2 separate regions of the Homo sapiens genome follow, and region 2 is linked to region 1. Evidence: chromatin contacts called from ENCODE Hi-C or POLR2A ChIA-PET data. All regions are on one chromosome and are shown on one strand. Each heading gives the region's core, a stretch centred on a gene start or an enhancer-like site at or near the end of the contact. The rest is flanking DNA. Distances are from core to core; before and after follow the strand shown.

Region 1 (6,932 bases), core at 1,635-4,134:
AATATATTGGCTGGGTGCAGTGGCTGGCCAGGCACAGTGGCTCACACCTGTAATCCCAGCACTTTGGGAGACTAAGGCGGGCAGATCACTTGAGGCCAGGAGTTCGAGACCAGCCTGGCCAACATGGTGAAACCCCATCTTTACTATTAATAAAATTAGCCAGATGTGGTGGCACATGCCTGTAACCCCAGCTACTTAGGAGGCTGAGGCACGAGAGTCACTTGAACCTTGGGAGATGGAGGTTGCAGTGAGCCGAGGTCGGGCCACTGCACTCCAGCCTGGGCAGCAGAGCAAGACTGTCTCAAAAAACAAACAAACAAACAAAATATATATATATACACACACACACACACACACACATACACACATATATATGTATGTATGTATGTATGTATGTAGGAGAGAGGGAGGGAGGGGGAGAGATCTTCCTTTGACAGTGTAGCATTTTTTGATAACTTGATGCTGTAGGAAAATGCTCAGAACAGTGTGAAGATATGCAATATATCACAAAGAATAGTTGGAATGTAGATATGGGCTTAAATGTGTGCAGTGCTAAAATTCCTATGGAGTAAATGTGAACTGCTGCCAAGATACAGTCAATTTAAAGGTGACAGAAGATGATCTCACATCCAGGACTTGATCAGTTATTTTGGCCCTGAGAACAACTGATGGTTTATGATATAGGCTGATATTGACATAAGTGGTTTTGCTTGCTGATATCTGCTGTACTTCTGAATAGAACATTGCTTTGTTCCTAAAACAGTAGGGTTGGCAGTAGACTCTCATTTCAGTGGCATTATACATTTCTTTGTACTGGTTGAAGTCCTGTCTGCTTAGAGACAGTAAGATGGTCAAAATGATTTCTTAAGTTTCCTTCTAATCCTCTGATTCATTAAACACATCCAATAAAGCTTAAGATACGACCATAAAACCATTTTGTTCCTTCTAATTCTGAATGTATATTGTATCTTACCAAGATCATTCCAAATGTCCTTTCCTACAGGCTGTTAAATTTGGACTTCAACTTCATATTAAATATTTTGTTACCATTTCAATTATCATTTATTTCTGGATGCTTCTTATATCTTAATATTAGATCAAGGAGACTGAAATGAGGGAGCATGAAGAGGTGGAGGAAAGAAACATGAAAATGTTGTTTTTAAATAGAAATACTATACTATAAAACTATCTCTGAATTAATAATGCTGTTGACAAAATGGCTATGGATCCTCTTGGTCCTGATGATTTTTATTAAAATGAATCCCAAAGAGACCCTGGATAGTATGGACCTACTTAGCTTTTGGCTACAATTTAAAATCTGACTATTTAACTTAGTCCTTATACTACCATATACAAATTATACAAAGTCGTTATAGTATACTGACATTCCCATTCTCTATGTGTCCTCATATAAGCCAATACAGGTGTCAAAAGGCTGGAGGAATAATTTGATCTTTATAAGTAGTGTGGTTTAGGTAAGCTTTTAAGCGTAATTTTAAAAATGTGTTTCAGTAATGGCTAGAAGGATCTGGTAGTTTGTGCAATTAACTGTACATAAGAATATATCTTGATGCTCTGGGAATTATCTAGTCACCATGGTTTGCTCTCAGAAAACACATGTGACATGGCCTTTGGGAGGTAATTGCTCAATACCATGGATGGTGTTTTTCAGGTCTGAACAGTCCTTGAATATTTTTACTCGCTGTGTCTGGAATCTTCCCCACTCCAACCTTCAATTCCCAGAATTCCTCTGGAATTTCAAGCTGTTCTTGGTGCGTGTTACAAGAGCTCAGTGACCAGCTATATCTTTTAGTTATGATTTTCGGGCTTATGGGTGAAGAGCTAGAATTTTTGTTCCTTGGCAAACCAGATTCCTGAAAAAGTTGCAGTATTTTTTCTTGTGTTCAGTTTTAAATGAATTTGTTGGCAAGATCCAAAAGCAGCTAGCTGTTTATTTCATTACTCAGTGCAATATTTAAGAACTAAATTAAACCAAATAATTAAAAACTCAGAATATATATATGACATGTATATATATTTATGTTATGTATATATAACATAAATATGAATTGTTTTCAGGAAAAATAGGCTTTTCTTCGATGTAGAAGGAAAAGTCAGAATCTTTTGCCATCTTTTCAACAGTCAGATAGTTTGAGTTTTTTCTCATATGAATAACTCATTGTGTTAATCCACTATATATATGCACCTTTGCACCTTCAGAGAGCAGAATGGCTCAGGTGTTATATCTGACTTTCTCACACTTAGGATCCTGGGGGCCTAGGGCAGTGCTTGGTCCAGAGTAGGTGCTCAATGAATGTTTGTGGCTTGAGTGAATGGATGTATAACTAATTACTGAAGCATTACACATGAGATGCACAATAAGTATTTGAGTGAATGTATGCATGCATGCATGAATTAATAACTGTGGAATCCTGCAGCAGTTGGGTTTGTATTTTAATATTCTCATAGTGGTGATAAGTTTGGGCTGATTCTTATACTCTGCCTGCACCCTATCCACCTGCTGTCATCCTGTTTTACTCTTTCTTCTCATTAAAATGTTAGTTACAATGGGGACACCAAAGTGGTTGGCATGAAAGTTAGCAGATTAAAAGGATAAGGGTGACAATGTTTAAGAAATATTCTTTCTCTTTAAAAGTCTCTGTACTGTATATTACGTGGTGAAATAAATAGCTCCAATGTGGGAAGACTTATTCTGCTAGATTGTCTTTTGACCCAATTAAAGCTTTAAAGTGTCAGACAAGCAGCCAAACAATCCTCTTGAGGGTGTGGGAGGGGCCTGGGCTGGCAAGAGCAGTGCTGGTGCTATCGAAGGAGGTGGCCATGTGTGGAACTTGGCTTCATGGTTGGTTGCCCACAGGGACTTAGGGTACCTTTCTTGTCTGTCACTTTACAGCTGGTGCTGTATCCCCGGAGATGAAGTACTTCCATTCAATTAGGAAAACATGCTTAGAAATTCTCTCTTTCAAGAACAACAGGCAATGGGGCCTGTCAGAGGGTGAAGGGTGGGAGGAGGGAGAGGATCAGAAAAAATAACTGTGGGTACTAGGTTTAATAGCTGGGTGATGAAATCATCTGTACAACAAACCGTGTAATACAAGTTTACCTATACAACAAACCTGCACGTGTACCCCGAACTTAAAAGTTAAAAAAAAAATTTATCTAGTAAGACTTGTCAACTGAAGTTGTACTAGATTATAGGTGTAAATACTGGAAATTTGGGTGGATATTTGGAGATGATTCTAACATGTTTAGAAAAAAGCTTATTTTAGATTACCGGAAAACTGTTGGTGATGCAGACTATTAAAACTTGAAGTCACTCTAATGAGTTTCTAGTTTAACGGTAAAAAAGCTGAATAAAAAGCCTATGTGTTTAGCTGCAGACTTTGTCTAGCCAACTGAATATAGTCTGCATTGCTTGCTATTAAGAGAAAAAAGGAAATAGTGTAAAAAACACTTAACCATTGGTAGTAAGAAACTAGAAATTATTTCTATTAGTCAGCCTTTGCTTGTGGTGTTTCTCACTTCTTATTTTTATGTATCAAATGAAAACATGTCTATCAGACACAGAGAATATTACTGTGTAGGTGGTGGTGAGTCATATTGTGGTATTTCATGTAATGACTAAGAATATTGGCAGAAATTTTACAGGCTGAAAACCTCCAAGGTTTGTTCTCTGTGTTTACCAATCCCTTTTAGGGCTTAAAGCTCTCTCTTGTTTTCCATTTATGTTTTTCCTGACTGGTTGGGAGCAGGTAATAATTCACTGAATGCACCTCTATGGAAACTGACAAAAATCTTACCTAGCTTTCAGATTTCTAACCACCATCATACTAAAATATTATTCTCAGAGTCATTGCAGTTAAATTTTAAGTGCTTCTTTGGCAATTCATGATTCCCAGATGAGATGGTCATTTGCTGTAATGGGGCTGGATGTTTATATATTTAATGAATTATCATAGCTTAATAGTACATTTTCTCCATGCATTTTATAAAAATGTTTTCTGTTTATTTGCTGCCAAAGCATCACCCTTCAATCTGCCATTAGCTTCTTCCTCTTGATGTTGTACTTATTATCACCATGTCATGTGTCTTTAGGTCACAGCTTCTTCCCCTTGATGTTGTACTATCACCATGTCATGTGACTTGAGGTCTGCTTAGGTGCCTCTCCAGGGGCTTAACTTATTTCTGGTAGTGTTGAGTTGTGGGGTGGGAGGAGAGGGTTAAACTCAGAAAAGGCACTGCTAATGTTGAGTGTATCCTTGAGATGAACTGAAGGCTTGCAGCCTGCTGGGCTTGTGGGAAACCCTTTCTGGGTGGAGTTAGGATAGGTGAATTGGGGCTGTTTATTCTGGACAAATATCTGAGGTATCTAATTTGAAAAATAAAAGTTAGACTTGTCTGAGTAAGAAAATGGTTGGTAATTCTGTGAACTCTGTACATTGAGTCAGATGGACAGGTACCTTATCAAGGACCATTAAAAAGCAAAACAAAAGAAAACAAAAAACAAAACCCCCAAACACAATCACATACAAATAGCGAGTTGATTGGCAGGCTAACCTCAAGGGCCTGTCTTAGCTTCTTTCTCTCGTTTTTCTTAGTCCTCCTGCCCATTCCCCCACCTCAATCATTATTTGAATGTCCTCAGACCTTATCTAAATATATATTTGTATGTATGTAAAGAGTTAGTTAACTCATTAGAAATAGATATCCTGAATTTCTTAGTGACTTCTCTTATTAGCCAAAAACTTGTATTTTATCTCATTGAAATCTATTGATTAGGTAGATTTTCAAATAATAAATGCTTTAGATATTGCTTTAGAGGTTTTATAAATGATCCCATATTTCAGTTTAGCTAAAATCTCTGAAAAGAGCTTTTTCTTCCAAAGTGTTAGTCTTTCAACTCATTCAAGACCCTTATTGTATATTATTTCAAAATTCCTTCCCTTGCTTTATCTAGCAAATGAATCCATTTCCTTCGATTGATTTGTAGCATGCCAATTGTTTTCTGATTTATGTAGGTTTCTCTACAGAACTGCCTGCTTATTCTACAGTGTGGAATTGGTAAGGTTTCTTTGTACAGAATCTCTTAGAAGTGGGGCTTAATAATGCACTTTGTTACGGATGAAGCCTAGAACTTTAGTTCCCACAGCTGGGCTTCCCTCAGAGGTCCTTTCTTCTTAATAATAAAAAAAAATCTTTTCTCCAAAATATTATAAATATGTAAAATATATAAATATATAAAAGTATAATTAATATCATCTCCAAGAAGAAGAGCCTTTTAATCTGTTGGTTTTAGTTTTTGAGAAACTAAAACTTTCTCTGGAGAGGCATGATGCTTGATGCAAAGGTTTCTCCTTTTATCTCTTGCTTAATCATTTTCCTTTGACTTTTAAAACTCTATCCATAGAGAATAACATGAAAAAAAAATTCTCTGACCAATGAAAGGAGCTCGGCCACCCAAGTCTAAGATGTAGTAAGATTTAGATTCTATACTCAACTAGGGTGCTTCCTGGGGTTTGAGTAATTACATCTGTTTGTAATCATAGTGAAAAACCTGGCTGTTAACTCACAGATGATCTGGTACAGTAGTCCTCCCTTACCAGCAGGGGATATGGCCCATCTAAAACCCTCCCCTCCCCTGTGGATGCCTGAAACCACAGATAGTACTGAACGCTATATATACTATGTTTTTTTCCTATACATATATATCTATGTTAAACTTTATAAATTAGGCATAGTAAGGGATTCACAACAATAACTAATAATAAAATAGAACAGTTATAACAATAGGTTGTAATAAATGTTAATGTGAATGTGGTCTCCTCCTCTCTTAAAATATCTTACTGTACTCACCCTTCTTTTGGTGATGATGTGAAATGATAAAATGCCTGTGTGATCAGATGAAGTGAGGTGAATGACATAGGCATCACGAGGTAGTGTTAGCCTACTATTGACCTTGAGATGAAATGTCAGGAGGAAGATCATCTGCTGCGGGTGAACCTGGCTCATGGAACCATGAGGATGCTGATGGTTAGATATTCATGACTAATGAGCAAGGAATGTATACAGCCTGAATATGCTGGACAAAGGGTGATTCATGGCCTGCACAGGACTAAGTGAGATTTCATTGCAATACCCAGAATGACACACAATTTTAAACTTAGGAATTTTTTATTTCTGGAATTTATTCTTTTAGAATTCTTAATTTATACTTTTGGACCACAGTTGGCTAGAGGTAACTGAAATGGCAGAAAGTGAATTCAGAATTCAGAGAATAAGAGGACACTACTATACTTTTCTGTAGAGTCAGTATTAGGGGGAAAAACAAACTGAAAAGGTTCTTAAGGACTTCTTGTTAATATTAACATATCACTTAATTACAAAGGGACCTTGGGGAAAACATTGCCTGTTGCTTGGCCTAAATGGAATACACACTAATATAATTTATGTAACTTTCAAAGAAAGGATAAGAATATTTTAAGGAAGTGATCTTTGATTTCAAAGGAATGCTGTGTCTGAAACTGTAACATTTCCCAGATTGAGCTACTTACTTTAAAGGAGTACACAGTTTTCTTTCCTCCTTCTTCATACACTTCTTTCCAATCAGTTTCTCTTTTAAGCCAACTCCTTGGTTTATCTAATGTTCAAACAGAATTTTCTTTTCTTACTATGTATATACAAAGCTGTATTTTTTCTACTTTGTCTATATAGAATTTTTTGTTTGTTTTCCTGGGGCTCCAACAAGCAGGCTTGATTTTTTTTGACAGCTTTATTGAGGGATAATTTATATGTCATAGAATTCACCTCTTGTAATTGTACAGTTTGAGTTTTAATAAATGTTTATAGTTGTTAACCATCACCGCCATAGTTTATAACACTTCCAGCATCCCATCTCCCCTTGTGCCCATTTG
Region 2 (6,932 bases), core at 1,930-4,429, 120 kb before region 1:
ATTTAGGTTATTCTCAACTATTTGTTATTAAAAAAACAACGTGTATTAAATATCTTTAAATATGAATCTGTGTTTCTAATTGATTACATGATTAAGATAAGTTTTGGTTACTGAAATCACTGAATGAAAGGATATGAATATTCTAGGCTCTTAATATATATTACCTGATGGCTTTCCAGAAAGGTTATACCAAATTACACTTTAGTCAGTATTGTATGAGATTATACAATTCCCTAAACTTTCTCAAATAATGCTGCTTTCCCTTTTTTCATCTTTAATATTTGATAGGTGTTTTAAAGCATTTTTAAAAATTTATTTTATTATTAATGAGCAATCTTATTGAATTGGGAATTAGGATAAGTATATGTGAATTTTTCATTGAATCTCGTATTTTTCAAACTTGAAGACAAGATCTTTTATCTCATCAAAAGAGTGTCTTAGAAGAGCAAACTTCTGGCTTATACTTAAAGAAGAAAATAGAAACTGAAAGCCCCTGAGGATACTCAGATTTCTGCCAATGGTCTAGAACAGGGATGGCAAGTTTATGCAAATATATAATGCCTTTGTTCTCCCTCCTTTCCCTCCGTTAACTGGCAGACATCACTAATTTATCATGACACTTTTTTCGCAGTGAGCCTAGATGTACTCTCAGAATTCTTCCCCACACCACTACTGCTGATATGAGCTATTATCTCTCTTAGATGGCATTTAAGATGAAACCAATTTGCCTTCCTGGCCCAGAGAGCAACCTACATTTCCACAGGAAAAGATAAATGCAGGGAACAGTACAATGTTACGTGGCTGCTAGTCTCTTCCTCTGATCTATTTCTCTCCCAAATATACATCATAGAAATGCAGTATTAGCTACACATAAATTTTTCCCATTGTATATATTCCATTAATGTATACAATGTGCTTAGGAAAGTTCTCACTCCTTTTCCATGTCCTCCTTAATTTCTGAGATACTACTCCTTGAAGATACTCAATAAATTCCTGTGGCTATCTAACAATGTAATTGTCAGGATTCTATGCTCTTAGTAAGTCTAGTTCTCTTCAAAATCCATATAAATCCTTCCTCCAAAGTTTGCCCTCACTAGCCATCATTCAGTTATGTTTATTCTCCCTTCCAATCCCTTTCTATTTTAATGTCCCCTTTTAATGCTGTTGTTACCATTCCCTAAAAAGATACCATTTCATGGGATTTGGAATGGCCATGCCTGAGGCAAGTCCATTAAATAAGCATGCAAGAGTGTGAGTGCTGTGCAAAGCATCTTTAGAGAGAGATAAAATCATTCTTACATAGACTATCTATCTTAGAGAAATGGTGCTCTTTCATTTCGCTACAAAAGAAGTGAGCAGCTGGTAAATAGTAGGTAATAAAAGCTGCACTTTCAATGAACAATAGAAAAGACCAAGGTCAGAGGAACTGATGAGGAACAGCTAGTCAGCCTTTCTTATGACGGAGCTTAGCCTGGCTCCTAGTCTTTGCCTCTCTCTTCTTCCAGTAGCCTACCTTACCTACGACCAATCCTGAGCTTAGGCAAGAAGAATTTTAAGATGTTTCTGTTCCATTTGAAATTAGTTCATCTGGCTCTGACCTTGGGCATAACTGGTCATGAAACTTCCCATGTATTCAATGTCATTGGTGTACTTAACATTTTTGAGCATCCATTATGTGCCAGACACAGCAGTAAACAAGATAGATATAATGCCTGCTAGAGGCAATACAAGGGATAGTTTCGGGAGGCCTTAGATATACCATCATCTCCATTAGCCCCTTCCTCAACACAAATAAACTCCTAGTCCTTCTTTGTTTCTGTTTTTGTTTTCTGAGACAGCGTCTCACTTTGTCACCCAGGCTGGAGTGCAGTGGCACAAACACAGCTCACTGCAGCCTTGACCTCCCCTGCCCAAGCGATCCTCCTGCCTCAAACCCCCAAGTAGCCAGGACTACAGATGTGAGCCACCATGCCTGGCTAATTTTTGTCTTTTTTGTAGAGATGAGGTTTCACCATGTTGCCCAGTCTGGTTTTGAACTCCTGAGCTCAAGCAATCCACCTGCCTTGGGCTCCCAAAGTGCTGGAATTACAGGTGTGAGCTACCGTGCCTGGCCACTCCTAGCCCTTCTTTTCACTAGATTGTTACTCAAATTCTCTCCTGTAGAGGTATCGGAACTACCACTGGTCTGATTTTTGTACTCATGGAACTTAGATTTAGTGGGTCAAGCACCAACAAGTAAGCAGTCAGTGACAACCCAGTACTGCACAAGCTCTGACTATGGCATTACATGGTGCTGTGAATACTCAAGAAGGACATCAAATCCAAGTGTCACAGAAATGACATCCAAAATGAGGCCCATGGTGGTTAATTTTGTGCAACTCGATTAGGTTAAGCAATGCCCAGATAGCTGAAAACATTATTTCTAGGTGCACCTGTCAGGGTGTTTCTGGAAGAGATTAGAATTTGAATCAGTAGAGTGAGTAGAGAAGATCTGCCCTCATCCATGTGGGTGGATATCATCTAATCCACTGAAGGCCTGAAGAGAACAAGAAGGAAGTGGAAGAGTGAATTCTCTCTCTCTTTCTTGAGCTGAGGAATCCATCTTCTCCTGCCCTTGGACATTAGTTCTCCTGGTTCTCAGGCCTTTGGATTCCAGAACTTGCAGCAGCAGCCCCCTCAGTTCTCAAGCCTTTGGCCTTGGATTTGGACTTATACCATCAGCTTCTGTGTTTCTCAGGCCTTTGAACTTGGGCCAAATTACTCCATCAGCTTTCGTGGTTCTCCAGCTTGGAGATGGAAGATGGTGGCACGTCTCAGCCTCCATAATCGCATGAACCAATTCCCATAATAAATCTCCTCTTACCGATCTATGTAATCTCTCCATCTCTCCATCCATCTAACCTATTGTTTATCTGGAGAGCACTGATAGATACAAGACCTAAAGCGCGGTATGACTTAGGTAGCAAAAGAGGCAGAGGAGAAGACTCCTAAGCAGAGGATTCAGTATCTACCAAGGTCAGAAGGAAAGAAAATATGACATATTCTAAAAACTGTTAGTTTTGGAGGGTAAATATGAGGAGTGAAGGGTAAGAGAAACAGAGTAAATCTCAAAAGACAAGGATGGGGAAGTGGGCAGGGCCAGTCCAAAGAGGGCCATAAGCCATGCTATGCAGTTTGGACTCTATCCTTAACTAGACAAATGGGAAGTGAAACCAAGTTTGAAGCAAGCAAATAAACTGATCAGTTTGTGTTTAAAAAGACCACTCCGGCCACAGAAGTGAGAATGGAGAGGAGGTAGGCAAAGCTTTTGAGGAGGAATTCATCAGGAAGCTGCCACAGAGAGTAATGTGGCTGGAGCCAGGGTAGTGGCGATGGGGAAGGGAAGAAGTACAGGGGTTGTATTAGTTTGCAAGGGCTGCAGTAACAAAGTGCCATAAATTGGGTGGCTTAAAACAACAGAAATGTACAATCTCACAGTTCTGGAAGCTGGGAGCTTGAAACTAAGATGTCGGCAGGGCTATGCTTCCTCTGACAACTCTGGGGTGAAACTTTCCTTGCCTCTTCTAGCTTCCAGTGTTTGCCAGCCATCCTTGTTTCTCCTGGGTTTGCAGGCGCACCATTCCACTCACATGGCTGTCTCCTCCCTATGTGTCTTCACATCCACATTCCCTCCAGGTGTCTGTCTCTATATCCAAATTTCTCCTTTTTATAAGGACACCAGTTATATTGAATTTGGGCTCACCCCAATGACCTCAGTTTAGCTTGATTACCCCTGTAATCTTATGCTTGACTTCTGAGGTCCTGGGGATTAGGACTCCAACATATCTTTTGGGGGGACAAAATTCAACCCATAACAGGAGTTCTTTTTTAGTCCAAGCCCCATCTTTCCCCTGATGCTCTGGGTCAGATGGATGCCTTGTCCCCTGGGCCTGAGCCCTTGTCCTCCGTGATATGGCACTGGCTGGTTCTTCACAGCCCTTCTTCCAAAGGCTAGAGATGGGATCCTTGGGACTTTCCTACTGCCACTGCTTGCCAGTTCAGCTCTCAAAATATTGTTTGTATCTGAATTCCTCAGCCAAGGCTCTGTCCAGCCCCCACAATGCCCCATTCCCAGGATGTGACATTCCTGTTGCCAATTGACTTTCCTATCAGCTGTCATCTATTTTGTAACCCACTAGATCAGTATTTCTCAAAGTGTAATCCAGAGACCACCTGCAGCAGAATCACCCTGGAGTATTGTTTAAAATGTGGTTTATTTTGATCCACATAACCCCACTGAATCAGAATCTCTCTCTAGCTGTGGGGTCTGGGAATTCATGTTTGTAACATGCTGTGCTAGTGGTTTTTGTGAACACTCCAGGTTATTCATTCTGCTTACCTGGCTTCCTCCCAGCATTGCTGCAGGGTCTGCCTCCCAGGGTTGGCACTGTGTCTGTAAGTAGGGCTCATCCCAGGCCCATCTCCCTTTCTAGTCTTTCCCATGCTGTCCTGGTTAAGTTTAACCATTCCAAATCACCAACGTGGATCTCACAACCAGAGGAGGAAGAATAGTCTTGAAATAAATTATTCTTATGAAGAAAAGACTCAAGTATTGGAATTTCACTTGACCTGATGAGGGCAGGTAATTACACACAACTGATGAAAATTCAGTGAGAATAAAGTTATTTATTGATGGGCTCTAAGAATGCCCAGAAATGAGGTGGCTCACGCCTGTAATCCCAGGAGTTTGGGAGGCCGAAGCGGGCGGATCATGAGGTCAGGAGATCGAGACTATCCTTGCTAACACAGTGAAACCCCGTCTCTACTAAAAATACAAAAAAATTAGCCAGGCGTGGTGGCAGGTGCTTCTAGTCCCAGCTACTCGGGAGGCTGAGGCAGGAGAATCGTGTGAACCTGGGAGGCAGAGCTTGCAGTGAGCCGAGATCGTGCCACTGCACTCCAGCCTGGGCGACAGAGTGAGCCTCCATCTCAAAAAAAAAAAAAAAAAAAAAAGAATGCCCAGAAAAATTTAAAACTGGATAAGGTATCAACAGGAGAATCATATAATGATTAAGTATATATATATAAAATATTATGATATATAACATTATATATATTATACATGTATAAAAACATAAAATTGATAGCAGTGATAGACTATCCAGAGCCCTGACTGCTTCCCTCAACCCTGAACATTCATCATCACTCTAATTCAAAAGAATCATAGTCTGAAAGTTCTCAATCATCTGATATTTAAACAAGGAAATATACCTTCTGATGGTTTTAAGGATTTGGAGTTTTGAGTTTGACTCCAGTATAAGTGTGTATATGATAGATAGAAGTATGCAAAAATGTTCATTTTTAAAGCTCAGTTCACACATAAATTTTTAGTTTTTCTTTGAGGGGTTGAAGTTTCAACTCTATTTAACCCCCAGAAGAGAGCAGGCGGCAATCCCAGTGCAGAAGCAGCACTCCTACGGGTGCCAATAAATATTTGATGATGTTGATCATTTTCTTGCCCAAGGCTGAGAGAGTATCATCAACGGAGGTATAGATGATCATCTCCCCAGTGGTTTGCTTTTATTTATGCATAAAACTCATCTCAGACTTTTACTTGTTAATAATGTTATATGTTGTAATGGTAGAGGGTTTTCTAAGTGCTGATGCCTACCAGTTGTAGGTAAGTAAATCCTTCAGTATGGAGAATAGAGTTGGGAAACTCCAGAACAATGCATGGGTTGACAGAATGATTGATTTCACATTTAAATCGATGGAAGAACTAACGTAATTATTCAAATGGTTTAAGCCAAAATAAACCAATTTGGTCTACAATTATATGTCCTGAATATTTTAGTTAAATTGGGCTGTTATTCATTTCATTTGCCCATTTTATAAAGATGAACCCACCATAATTACACTGTTTAAAGAAAAAGATGCTTCCATGCAATTTTAATTCACCAAACTTGCATTTCTAATAGCAACAACAAGCAGCCTATATGCAACCAACATTTGCTATGCGTTGTTAATCTGTTTTTAAGCCTACCTTCATAATTAAAAAAAAAAACCTTTCTTGATGTTTATTCTGCCTTCTTTAAACAGTTGATGCTAAGGTGAGGGTGTTTTATAGTAATAGGCAAAGCCAGAGGTTGTTGAACCTCTGATACCATCAGAGACTTGACAAAATTTACTTGAATAAGAGGAGGCTTATCTTTCCTGCCTTCTCACCTCTTTTTTTGACCCTGAGCCTACCATCTACACAACACTTTCTATACTGAGCTTCAACTTATCATCCATTGTGCAAAACCTCTTATTGAAACCCCATTCAGGTTTCACACCCTCTCCAAGTATCCTATAAAATAATATATATAAATACTGCCATTCTCATTTTCCCTACTCCACTTCAAAAACATTTTCCTTAGCCAGAAATGAATAAAATCTAGCTGATGAAAGTAGTTCACATTAATGCTATATTGTAAAAGAGTATTAGATTAAATATGGAAGAAAAAGAATAAAATAGGCTTCTCAGTGGCCCTCTCCATGGTTATCTGCTTTCCCATGACAGATAAACAGGAAGAACAACTGGGCACCCCACCTTTGAAAGAATGCCTCCCCGCCTTCCTGTTTACTGCATACTTTGCAATACGCTTTCTGACTGGTTAATCTTAGCCTTTCTAATATGAATGTGACTGTACTTTGAAGATCTTATATGTAGACCTCAGAAAGAGTTACTCTTTCATCTACTCCCATGAAATGGTCCCTCTGAAACCCAAACAGAATGTAAAAAACTTTGATTTTTACTTCATTTTGTCTACTCTTATACATATAATAATCTTTCTGGTTTTAGATACTGTAGGTAATTTGGGAATCCCAAACTATGTAAATAACCACACCTTCTCTAAGTTTCAAATATCCACAAACTAAACTACTTCCATAAAAGACCTTTCGGAAAGAAA

What was found. Hi-C counts contacts between places; a loop is a spot of excess contacts on that map. ChIA-PET counts read pairs that join two places held with the same protein, here RNA polymerase II (POLR2A). Pooled maps may share reads with other maps.
Region 2: a loop to region 1 is called in a map of B cell, with 2.1 times the contacts of the local background. The contact joins two enhancer-like sites. A Hi-C loop is called at or near these places in 1 of 168 maps with a recorded cell type or tissue (B cell), 2 of 37 single-sample maps with no recorded cell type and 3 of 50 pooled maps. POLR2A ChIA-PET finds 5 or more read pairs at or near these places in 4 of 52 experiments (OCI-LY7, T-cell, WTC11 and 1 more).

What each region holds. Positions count from the first base shown.
Region 1 is chr14:59,272,272-59,279,203 of GRCh38, forward strand. The region is part of intron 2 of DAAM1 (dishevelled associated activator of morphogenesis 1); the gene reads left to right. Among named protein-coding and RNA genes, the nearest start is that of DAAM1, 87 kb to the left of the region's middle. Within about 2 kb of position 2,885, at least 14 of the 41 ENCODE cell types and tissues checked have a DNase peak (open chromatin) inside an H3K27ac peak, as active enhancers do; they include OCI-LY7, where a contact is called at or near this core.
Region 2 is chr14:59,147,977-59,154,908 of GRCh38, forward strand. No RefSeq gene overlaps it. Among named protein-coding and RNA genes, the nearest start is that of DAAM1, 37 kb to the right of the region's middle. Within about 2 kb of position 3,180, at least 2 of the 41 ENCODE cell types and tissues checked have a DNase peak (open chromatin) inside an H3K27ac peak, as active enhancers do; they include OCI-LY7, where a contact is called at or near this core.